Linked DNA regions of Homo sapiens: region 2 is linked to region 1. Evidence: chromatin contacts called from ENCODE Hi-C data. All regions are on one chromosome and are shown on one strand. The core of a region is the stretch at or near the end of the contact, and the rest is flanking DNA. Distances in the headings are between cores, read along the strand shown. Region 1 holds the start of CHDH (choline dehydrogenase). Region 2 overlaps RFT1 (RFT1 glycolipid translocator homolog).

What was found. A loop is a pair of places that touch in the nucleus more often than their neighbours do. Pooled maps may share reads with other maps.
Region 2: a loop to region 1 is called in a map with no recorded cell type, with 2.5 times the contacts of the local background. The contact joins the enhancer-like site here to the promoter of CHDH in region 1. A Hi-C loop is called at or near these places in 1 of 37 single-sample maps with no recorded cell type and 1 of 50 pooled maps.

The regions. Positions count from the first base shown.
Region 1 is chr3:53,842,770-53,847,668 of GRCh38, reverse strand. It overlaps CHDH (choline dehydrogenase), which reads left to right and starts at 1,250. Exons shown (of 9, transcript NM_018397.5): 1 at 1,250-1,586. It overlaps IL17RB (interleukin 17 receptor B), which reads right to left and starts at 1,101. Exons shown (of 11, transcript NM_018725.4): 1 at 1,021-1,101. The coding sequence starts at 1,080. RefSeq lists enhancers at 1,053-1,347, 1,294-2,134, 2,135-2,975 and a silencer at 1,053-1,702.
Region 2 is chr3:53,108,934-53,113,636 of GRCh38, reverse strand. It overlaps RFT1 (RFT1 glycolipid translocator homolog), which reads left to right. Exons shown (of 13, transcript NM_052859.4): 7 at 1,729-1,807. Among named protein-coding and RNA genes, the nearest start is that of RFT1, 19 kb to the left of the region's middle. RefSeq lists an enhancer at 4,228-4,347. Within about 2 kb of position 3,301, at least 13 of the 41 ENCODE cell types and tissues checked have a DNase peak (open chromatin) inside an H3K27ac peak, as active enhancers do.

The sequences.
Region 1 (4,899 bases), core at 1-2,500:
GCGCCTGCCACCATGCCCGGCTACTTTTTGTATTTTTAGTAGAGACGGGGTTTCACCATGTTAGCCAGGCTGTTCCCAAACTCCTGACCTCAGGCAATCCGGCCGCCTCAGCCTCCCAAAGTGCTGGGATTACAGGCGTGAGCCACCGAGCCCGGCCAGACTTGACTTTTTTTTTTTTTTTTTAACAAATGAGCCATCATACCAGGAGCTGAGTTCTTATCAAACGGCCGGTGAGAGGCCAAGCAACAACCCTAAATGCTACCAAGCTCAAATTGTTGGCCTTGCAGCAACTACAGCAAAAGGGATGAATTCTTCCCTTTAGTGCAAAGAGCCAAGAGGGCTTCTGAACTGACACAGAGGGGAAGGATAGGAGCTGAAGACATCAGGAAACAGTGAATGGGGTTTGTCCACCAGCAGGTGACTACGGAGCTTGATGCTATATGCTATTCTAAGAGGGCAGCGGTATCATTTCAAAGGTTATTTGGGGGATGAGCTATTTTCTCTTCAGTGACCCAGAAGATTCCCTCGATCATTCAGGGTACTGGGGAAGAAAGGCAACTGCCTTCACGAGTGAACATGGCAATCAATATGGCCAAAAAGGGAGGGGGTACTAATGGAGAAACAGTTCTTGTGCCCCAACAGGTGAGCAGACCCCAAGTAACAATAACTACGTGCCAGGCCCTTCGCCGCTAATTGCAGGCCATGTCGTTATACCTTAAGAGACCCTGGTGGGTTCGGTACTGCCCTTCGTTTTACCGTTCGGGACTTGGAACTTGGTGAGCATAAATGACAGAACCAACAGTACAGGGTGGCATCTGAGACCGGGTCTGTCTGATTCCCACGCCCCTGACTCAAGCAACCTGACGCCGATGTCCGGGGCTGCCCTGAGGGTGCAGGCATGCCCCTTGAGCCGGCAGTCCGCGCACGCCTTCGGGGCAGCCTGGACTGGCGGATCAGACGACGTCAGGATCTGGGCTCGAGGGCCGGGAGATGAGGGAAGAGGTGCTGGCGGGGGCTTACCGGCTCTCGGGGTACGGCGCTCCTGCACAGCGCGGCCAGGCTTAGCAGCACGAGCGACATCGCCGGGCCACTGCGCGGGATCCAGGCCACCCGCACGCTGCGCTTTTATCCCGGCGCCGCCGGGCCGCCCCTTCTCGGCTCCGCCTCTCGCAGCGCCGACCCATTCCCGCCACCCGAACAGAGGGCGGGCCCGCTGGCCCCCTCCCAGGCTGGGGCAGGTCGCAGCGCCCTCGCCTGCTGGGGCTCGGAGGGATGGGCCGTGTCCGAGCGCTGGCGGAGCACGGGCCGCCGCGGCGCGCGCCTACCCCCGCGCACACGTGCATGCAGTGAGCCAGGTGCATCAGCTGCACCCGCCCTCGGGCTTCGCGCGCCTCCGCTGGAGCCCAGCTAGCCTCGCGGCTCCGGGGCCGACCGGGTCGGAACTGCTGCGTCCCCATTCCGGACGCAGAGAGCGCGCGGGGCGCCGGCGCCGCCGGTTAAAGTGCCGCGGGGCAGGGGCCGGGCCGCGGCCACCCGCTCCTCCCGCTCCGGTCCCGACTGTCGGGCTCTCGGCCGAGTCGCCCCGGGTGAGTAGCCGCGGAGGCGCCCCGACCACCCCGCAGCAGCGCCGCCCGGCCGCTAGCCCGGAGAGGCCTGGGGGCCGGAGGTTTGGGGCCGGGCTGGACGCCGAGACCCGGGCCCGCTTTACACAATCGCCCCGCCGCGCGAAGCGAAACGGGTGGAACGCAGACTGCCGAAGCTCACTGACTCCTTTGAGGGAGCGAATTCTTTCAGCTACGCGGGGTTAGAGCGGTAGGAGTGCCCGCTGCCCGACCCCAGGCTTTCTGGTAAATGTCTGTTTCCACCAAGTGAGTTCGGACAGCAACACCTGGGGCTCCCAAAGCGGAAGCCGTCAGCACTGGCGATTTGGAGCTGCGGTTCTCAAGTTTCCCTGGCCCGGGATCTCTAGCGCCGCCTAAAATGAGATCCAGACGGCAGGTCCGGGTCAGGCCCGGGATCTGCATTTAACGAGCCTCCACCCACGCCCCCGTAATTCGTGGGTGGGTGGCCCAGGGACCATCCTTTGAGACACAGTGGGTTTGGGGGAAAGTTCACAAAAATCAGCTGGGCTAACAGTGGAGTCACAGAGGCTGGAACTGCTGCTTCAGCCCCCTCGGTTTGCAAACGACAGGGTTGTGGTGACCAACTCAGGGCCATTTAAACTTGTAGGCAGAATTAGCTCCATTCTACAGATGAGAAGACGGAGGCCTAGAGAGGGGTATGGAACTTAGGGGTGTGTTGTCAGCTGGTGAGAGGCTGTACTAAGTCAAGCAGCTGTTTTAGCTGAGGCCCTACTTGTGTGCCAGGCCTGGCCCACCTGCCAGCTTGATTAAGGCTTGCATGGACTGGGGATCAGCCAGGGGTTTGGGCTCTGGCATGCATACGTGTGGAGTTGCAGGTAGCATTTTCAGAGAATTGCTCTGTTTCCTGACCAAGGAACTCAGTTGAGGTTGTGGCCGCACCCCTGCCTGGGACTGGGCCACCCTGAGCCCCTCATTCCACCTCTCTGAGTTGCTTTGGGCCCTGTGGCCCTTGAGAACATTTTCAGCTCTAATAGTCATCTTCCTGTTCAGCAAATACCTGCTGGGTGCAAAGGTGAACCACACATGGGTGCTGGCTGATGGGTACTCCTGGAGTGAGGATGAGTGCAGTGAGAATTATTTTCAAGGACACAAGTACCCGCCTTGCTGCGGAAGCCCAGATGAAAACAGCCTCGTCTGCAAGCTCAAGATTGTGAACTTTGTCCCATGGTGCTGAGGAACAATGGTACAGGCTTAAATGGTCATCCATTTTTGGTTTTAGAAAGGCCACCTGGTTGGCTCTGCAGGGCAAAATAGAGGGCTAGTCCCTCTGAGACGAGCGAGCAGGCAGCCATTCACTAACATGCGTTCATTCCGTGAGTATCTGATTCTGTGCTGTGGGCCAGGCTCTGGGCTGTGCTGGCTTTTCAGTTGTGTGCCAGGGCAGGCCCTGCTGTGAGCTTGGTGTTGTTCGGCACACAGGCTTTGAGACAACCAGGGTGCGGAGGTTAGGCCTGGAGACAGGGTTCATGAGTCAGACTTTCTCAGGGGGCAGTGGAGAGGAGAGGAGGATAGAGCCCTGGGGAGGAGAGCTTGCCTGAGGAGGTGGGGAGGTCTAAGGGGCTGCAGCAGGAAAGCCCAGTAGTGAGGGAGGAGCTCATGGGGTCAGATGGGGCAGAGAGACCAAGGGCACTGAGGCTGGTTGGTGGCAGTCACAGGAAGCCTTGGCAAAAGGATAGGGGAGGGGGTTTTGTAAAAAGAGAAGGGCTGAGGTTCTTTCTCCCCCCAGGGGAAGAAGTGTCAGGTGAGGGTGGTCTGGAGGTGGCTGAGCTGTAAGAAGGAGGAGTACTCAGGCAGGGGCTGCCAGGCAGAGACCCAAGACCCAGGCCAAGTGGCTTTCCTGCTGTTCTGGGTTCAGAATGACACTGCCCTGGCCCCCTGGGGCTTAGGGATGGGGTGATACCTGGTTCAGTTTCGTAGTTGGGGCTGTGGAGTGGAGGAGAGGGTGTGAAGGGCCCTGTAGCCACAACTGGAGGTTGAGGTGGGCAAACAGGTGTGTCTGCCTGTCCCCTCGGGGGTTTTCCCCCCTAGCTCAGAAGGCCATGCCTCAAGTGGCCCTGCATGAGAGGTCCCAGGTGGCCTGCCGGAAGGCACACAATTTATTTGGCTGCCTAAGCCTGATGACTTTGTGGCTTTTTGAACTGGAGGCTCTGGCAAGTCACTGCTCTTCTCAGAGCAGTTTCCTTTTCTGTAAAATGGGGTGGTGATAGGGGCGATGAAGTGATTTGAGTCTATGAGAGAAGCGACCTTTGGACATTTTCTGACCTTCTCCCTTCAGTCATAAATTCTGCTAGGTCTGGGTTTCTGAAAGAGCTACCAGCCAGTGTGCCTTCCTGTCCGGGGGGGCTTTGTAGGGGGTGCTCATTAAATGCTTGAATGGATGAATAAATTAACACCTACCTTCATCCAAGGCCAGTGCCTGAGCCTGCCCACCCAGGGGAGCTGGTTTGAACTTCCTCCTCTTTCTTCACAAGCAGAGCAAAGGTCAGGGCCTCTGCCAGAGCCTGGAAGATCACTGGGTCAAGTACCTATGGCCCTGACCCAGACCCTAGGGTCTGCACAGACTCTGTGCAGCCACAGCGCGGTGAGATGCCTGGCTTCCAGACCACCTGGTTCTGCGGCTCATTCACCATCTGTTGGCCTTGAGTGAGGCTCTTAGTCTTTTGGAACCTGTTTCTCCATCTGTAACATGGGGCTGACATCAGTTCTGCCTCCCCAGCAGGGCTGTTAGGAAACGCAGAAGAAACAGCAAAACAGCAGATAGGAAAGCAAGTTGAAGGATTTAAGAGTGCTGTGTAAATTTAGGGGCAGGAGAGGCAGAACCAAAAAAAAAAAAAAAAGGTGGGGGGGGAAATTCCCTAGGACCCAAGAGTCACGGTAATCCCCAGATTCTGTCATTGTTATTCCGACCTTTGCTTCTTTGCCTGATCCATCCCTGGGAGAACAAGGCCATCAGGGTTGTTGACAAGTCCTGCGGGTCCAGCCTCCACCCACACAGGTGGAATTTTCCAGTTCGTTCTTTTGCAAATATTAATCAAGGCCCTGGCTGGTCAACAGTGGATTCATTGTCTCGTGAAGAGTGAGCCGTTTCTGGCACATACTGGCTGTCTCCCAGGGCCCCTGGTGGTGAGCCGGAGCTGGGAGAGGAACTGTTGGGAGCACTCCTGGCCTCGGTGCTCCCTCAACCCCATGTTCTGCTCCAGCTGGTTAAGCTTGGCAGGGTCAATTTTAATGCCTGCTTTGAGGGAAAGACCCTGAA
Region 2 (4,703 bases), core at 2,052-4,551, 740 kb after region 1:
TAATTTCACTTGTTTCTTTTTCCTGTGCACTGTGGCTGCTAGAAAATTTAACATTACATTTCTACTGGATAGCATTGCTCTTCACGGATGGGCTTTCTGCCCAGAACAGGGGCCCACATGACTGAGACAGGTTCCAGGCCTGCCCTTGGGCCCACTTCCAGAGCTGTGGCTGACCTTTTGGAGAGGTAGAGTGGGCTTGGCCTTTGTAATTCAGCCCTCCCCTCCCAAAAAGCCCTCTGAAATCCTACCATTGAGAAGTAATCACTTTGGATAATCACTACTTTTCAAAATGCAAGTACCCTAGGATTAAGAACCTAACATCAACCAGGCATGGTGGCTCATGCCTGGAATCCCAGTACTTTGGGAGCCGAGGTGGGAGGATTGCTTGAGCCAGGAGTTTGAGACCAGCCTGGGCAATGCAGCAAGACCCTCATCTCTACAAAAATTTTAAAAATGAGCCAGGCATGGTGGCACACACCTGTAGTCCCGGCTATTCTGGAGGCTGAGGGGGGAAGATGGCTTGAGCCCAGGAGTTTGAGGTTATAGTGAGCTATGATCATGCCACTGCATTCCAACCTGGGTGATAGAGTGAGACCCTGTTTCTAAAACAAAACAAAACAAAAAACCAAACACCTAGTCTAAATATTCTGGGATCCCAGGGTGCCTACAAGATAGAGGAGGGGGCCCCAGAGAGAACTGTGGGAGGTAGAAAAACAGGAGTCAGAGGATACCGAGCTCCCTGGCTGCCTTGCTCTTCCATTTTGTGCTCAGCTCCCTGGCTTTGAGGCCACCTGTCTCTTAATAGGTTGACCTCTACCCTACCTAAGTGTTTCCTTGTCCTTAGGAAATGGGCCATTTGGTGCCGCTGGGAGTTTTATTTATTTATTTATTTTTGAGCCAGATTTTCGCTCTGTCATCCAGGCTGAAGTTCAGTGGTGCCATCTTGGCTCACTGCAACCTCTGCCTTCCAGGTTCAAACGATTCTTGTGCCACAGCCTCCCAAGTAGTTGAGATTACAGACACGTAGCACCACGCCCAGCTAATTTTTGTATTTTTAGTAGAGATGGGGTTTTTGCCATGTTGGCCAAGCTGGTCTCAAACTCCTGGCCTCAAGTGATCCACCCACCTCAGCTTCCCAAAGTGTTGTGATTATAGGCGTGAGCAACCTCGCCTGGCCTGGAGTTTTAGAAGAGTCATATCAGAAATTTTATTTTCTCCGTTCCTCTGTCATACCCATTCTGAGTGGTTTACCTGACCTGCGAAGGCTAAATTTCTTTTGTAATGCAGAAGGGCAGCTCCTATACTTTGTGTAAAAGGGCCCTGGATGGCTGAACATAGCATTACAATGTGCAGTATATGGAGCAGAATTTCTTCTGCAGCCTGGCATGCTTTAGACAGTTTTTAAGGAAAGAACAAACTGTGAGCTGTACGTGTTAGCTGTGGTCAGTGTACTGTGTGGGCCCCCAAGGGACAGCAGCAATTCTTTAGGGGTCTCAGTATATGAGTCTTGGGCAGGCCCTTACAGACTTTGGCTTTGTGTTTAGTAATGTAAATTCTTCTCCAGTGTTTGTGAGATGCCTTCTGTGTGCTTAGCATTGGATGAGGATTCAGTGGAGACTATCCAAGTTGGGATTTAGAGACCAGATTGCATTTGCCTCTCATGTAGCATTGCATTCTTAGACTTGCAACGCCTGTGATGTTTTTGTTTTGTTTTGTTTTCTCTTCTAGGCGTTTATAAACTGGAAAGAGGCTAAACTGACTTGGAGTTTTTTCAAACAGTCTTTCTTGAAACAGATTTTGACAGAAGGTAAGTAGACGGTCACTCTGAATCGTCGGGAGACCATAGTAGAAGGGGATTTCATAGGACTGCCAATTACCTGGGTCCAGACCACCTGTCCAGAGCCTCTGGGGCAGAAGAATTTCAGAAATGGGAGGAGGGGGCTTAATACGGAGAGAGAAACCAACGTCTGTTTAGTTTGATGCTTTACTTAGTGGTCTAATTTAAATCTCTCCACAGCCTTATAAGAAACATATTGTTCCCCTTCATCATGGATGAGGAAACTAAGGGTCAGTGAGGTTGCAGAATTTCTTTAGGGTTTTATAGTAACAAGGAACAGCTTAACTGGGATCCAGGTCTAACTCCAAAACCCCATGTTATATGATTTTTATGAATTTATTATGAAAGTATTATATCAGTTACATAAAAGTATTTTTATCATTTTTTTTTTTTTGAGATGGAGTCTTGCTCCGTCGCCCAAGCTGGAGTACAGTGGTGCTATCTTGGCTCACTGCAAGCTCCACCTCCCAGATTCATGCAATTCTCCTGCCTCAGCCTCCTGAGTAGCTGGGACTATAGGTGCCCACCACCACACCCAGCTAATTTTTTTGTATTTTTAGTAGAGACGGAGTTTCACCGTGTTAGCCAGGATGGTCTCGATCTCCTGACCTTGTGATCCGCCTGCCTCAGAGTGCTGGGATTACAGGCGCGAGCCACCACACCCAGCCTTTTTATCATTTTATATCATTTATTTATATCATTTTATTTTCTTCTTCTTCTTTTTAAAAATTATGTCAATTCCCTAATCCTGGATTTATTTTCTTAAACAACAAAATGCACTTGTATGAGAGTTTGGTCAGACTTTGGTCCTTTCAGTTTACCTACGACAGAGCTCTCAATGTGGAGGGCCAGCAAGGGGCTGGAAGCACATTTAGTTTTTGTATGTATATGTGTTGGTTTACTTATACCCAGCTTTAATTTAAAAAGTGAGATTTAAGACAGCTGTAAGTTGCTGAAGGTAGTAGTTTCTCTCTTCATATATATTTCATATCCATATACCTATTACTGAATGTATTTTTAATCTTTTCAAAAATTTTCTTTTAATTATAAAATATAGTCCCGTTAGAAAAAAATAAGAAAATAGAAAAAATAATACTAGCATTCTAATACAACTGTTATTATCTTGTTATTTTATTTCCCCCCCATCTGTATTTTTTGTTTATTATGTCTCCAAAAGAAAGCAACTCCCCCTATGCCTCGCTTTCCCCATCTGTGAATAAGGGATAGGACCAGGCAGTGTCTGAGGGCTCTCTGATCTTTGAGAGTACACACGTTTCCAGCCTAACCTTATAACTTTGCTATTACAAAAATGAAACCGTTCCGAGGCCTTCTCGGGGAAGGGAGGGTCAGAAGCCTCAGAAGAGCTGAGTGAAGGGCCTGAGCACTTAGCTCCTGGGGAGCAGAGACTGTGCCGTTCACTACTGCCTCCCTGTGGCCTGGTACAGGAGGGCTATTCAGCATGTATTTGTGAATGGGGTAAGAAAAGCAACAACGTAACTATTGTGAAATGTGTATGATGATAGTTCACATTGTTGTAAGAACAGGAAAATCGGTGGAGTGAGTTTTGGAAAGGACGGTTGCTCATATGCATTTTTTTCCTTCCAAGGTTTTAAGAGCAGTTTTAATAAGTTTGAAGGAATGGATCCAGTCCAAGTGATGGCCCTAAATTGGTTTTCTGGATTGCAGACAACACATGTCTCTAGACATGTCTTTGCAGCAGCTGGTTTAAGTTTACTGCAAACTAAAGCCTCCAGAGCTCGACCTGAATGTGGTGCCAGGAGCCTGCTCCATGGTTGGATCCCCCTAGCCTGACTCCCTGACTGGCAGAGTGCCATTAGGAACTTCTCAGGGCCTCCATCTCCTTGGCTGTGAAATAAGGAAGTTGCCTGACTGAGATCCTCAGATTCGATATATTTTTAAAACTACAGCTCTAAAAAAGTTGAAATCCCTGGTGGTTTTTTTTGTTTTTTGTTTTTTGTTTTTGTAGATAGGGTCTCACTCTGTCACCCAGGCTGGAATGCAGTGGTGCAAACACAGCTCACTGCAGCCTTGACCTCTCGGGCTCAAGTGATCCTCCCACCTCAGCCTCCCAAGTAGCTGGGACTACAGGCAAGGCACCTACCATTACGCCTAGCCAATATTTTAATTTTTTTGTAGAGACAGGGTCTTGTGATGTTGCCCAGACTGGTCTTGAACTCCTGGACTCAAGCGATCCTCCTGCCTCGGCCTCCCAAAGTGCTGGAATTACAGGCATGAGCCACTGAGCTCAGCTTGAAATCACTTTTTGTAGTAGCAAAAATGTATGTGCTGTTACTTCTGCCCCCACATTTCCTGAACACTATGCCAGGTGCTGAGAATACTGAGATGAATGAGTAACAGGCCATGGCCTCAGGCATTTCATTCTCTCACCAAAGACACAGACATTTATGTGGTTAACTGTTACTTGGCTGTGAGGTGTGTGGTACTTGGAAACTCATTTCCTAGAGCTTTGCTAGGAAACCAGGGTCATAGAGGTGACTGAGAGGGGCTCCTGCCCTCAGGGAGTCTATAGAATGTAGGAAGGAGAGGTCTATTTTGCCAAAAGACAGGGAGGGCCCTGCAGAAAAGACACACTAGGTGGTGAGAATGACAGGAGCCAAGGTGGGCCCAGCCTGACTCAAAGCAGCTGGAGGGCTAAAACCTGGGAGGTAGGGTGCAGCAGAAGATGACAGGGTGATGAGGGTGAGGTTGGCAAAGGGAATCCAAAATGATAGCTTGGGGTCAGTGTATAAAAGCCCACAAATACAGAATTAAGGAGCCTGGACTTTTTGCAAACATTAAAGAGTCATTTTGGCCCGGCACGGTGGCTCACGCCTGTAATCCCAGC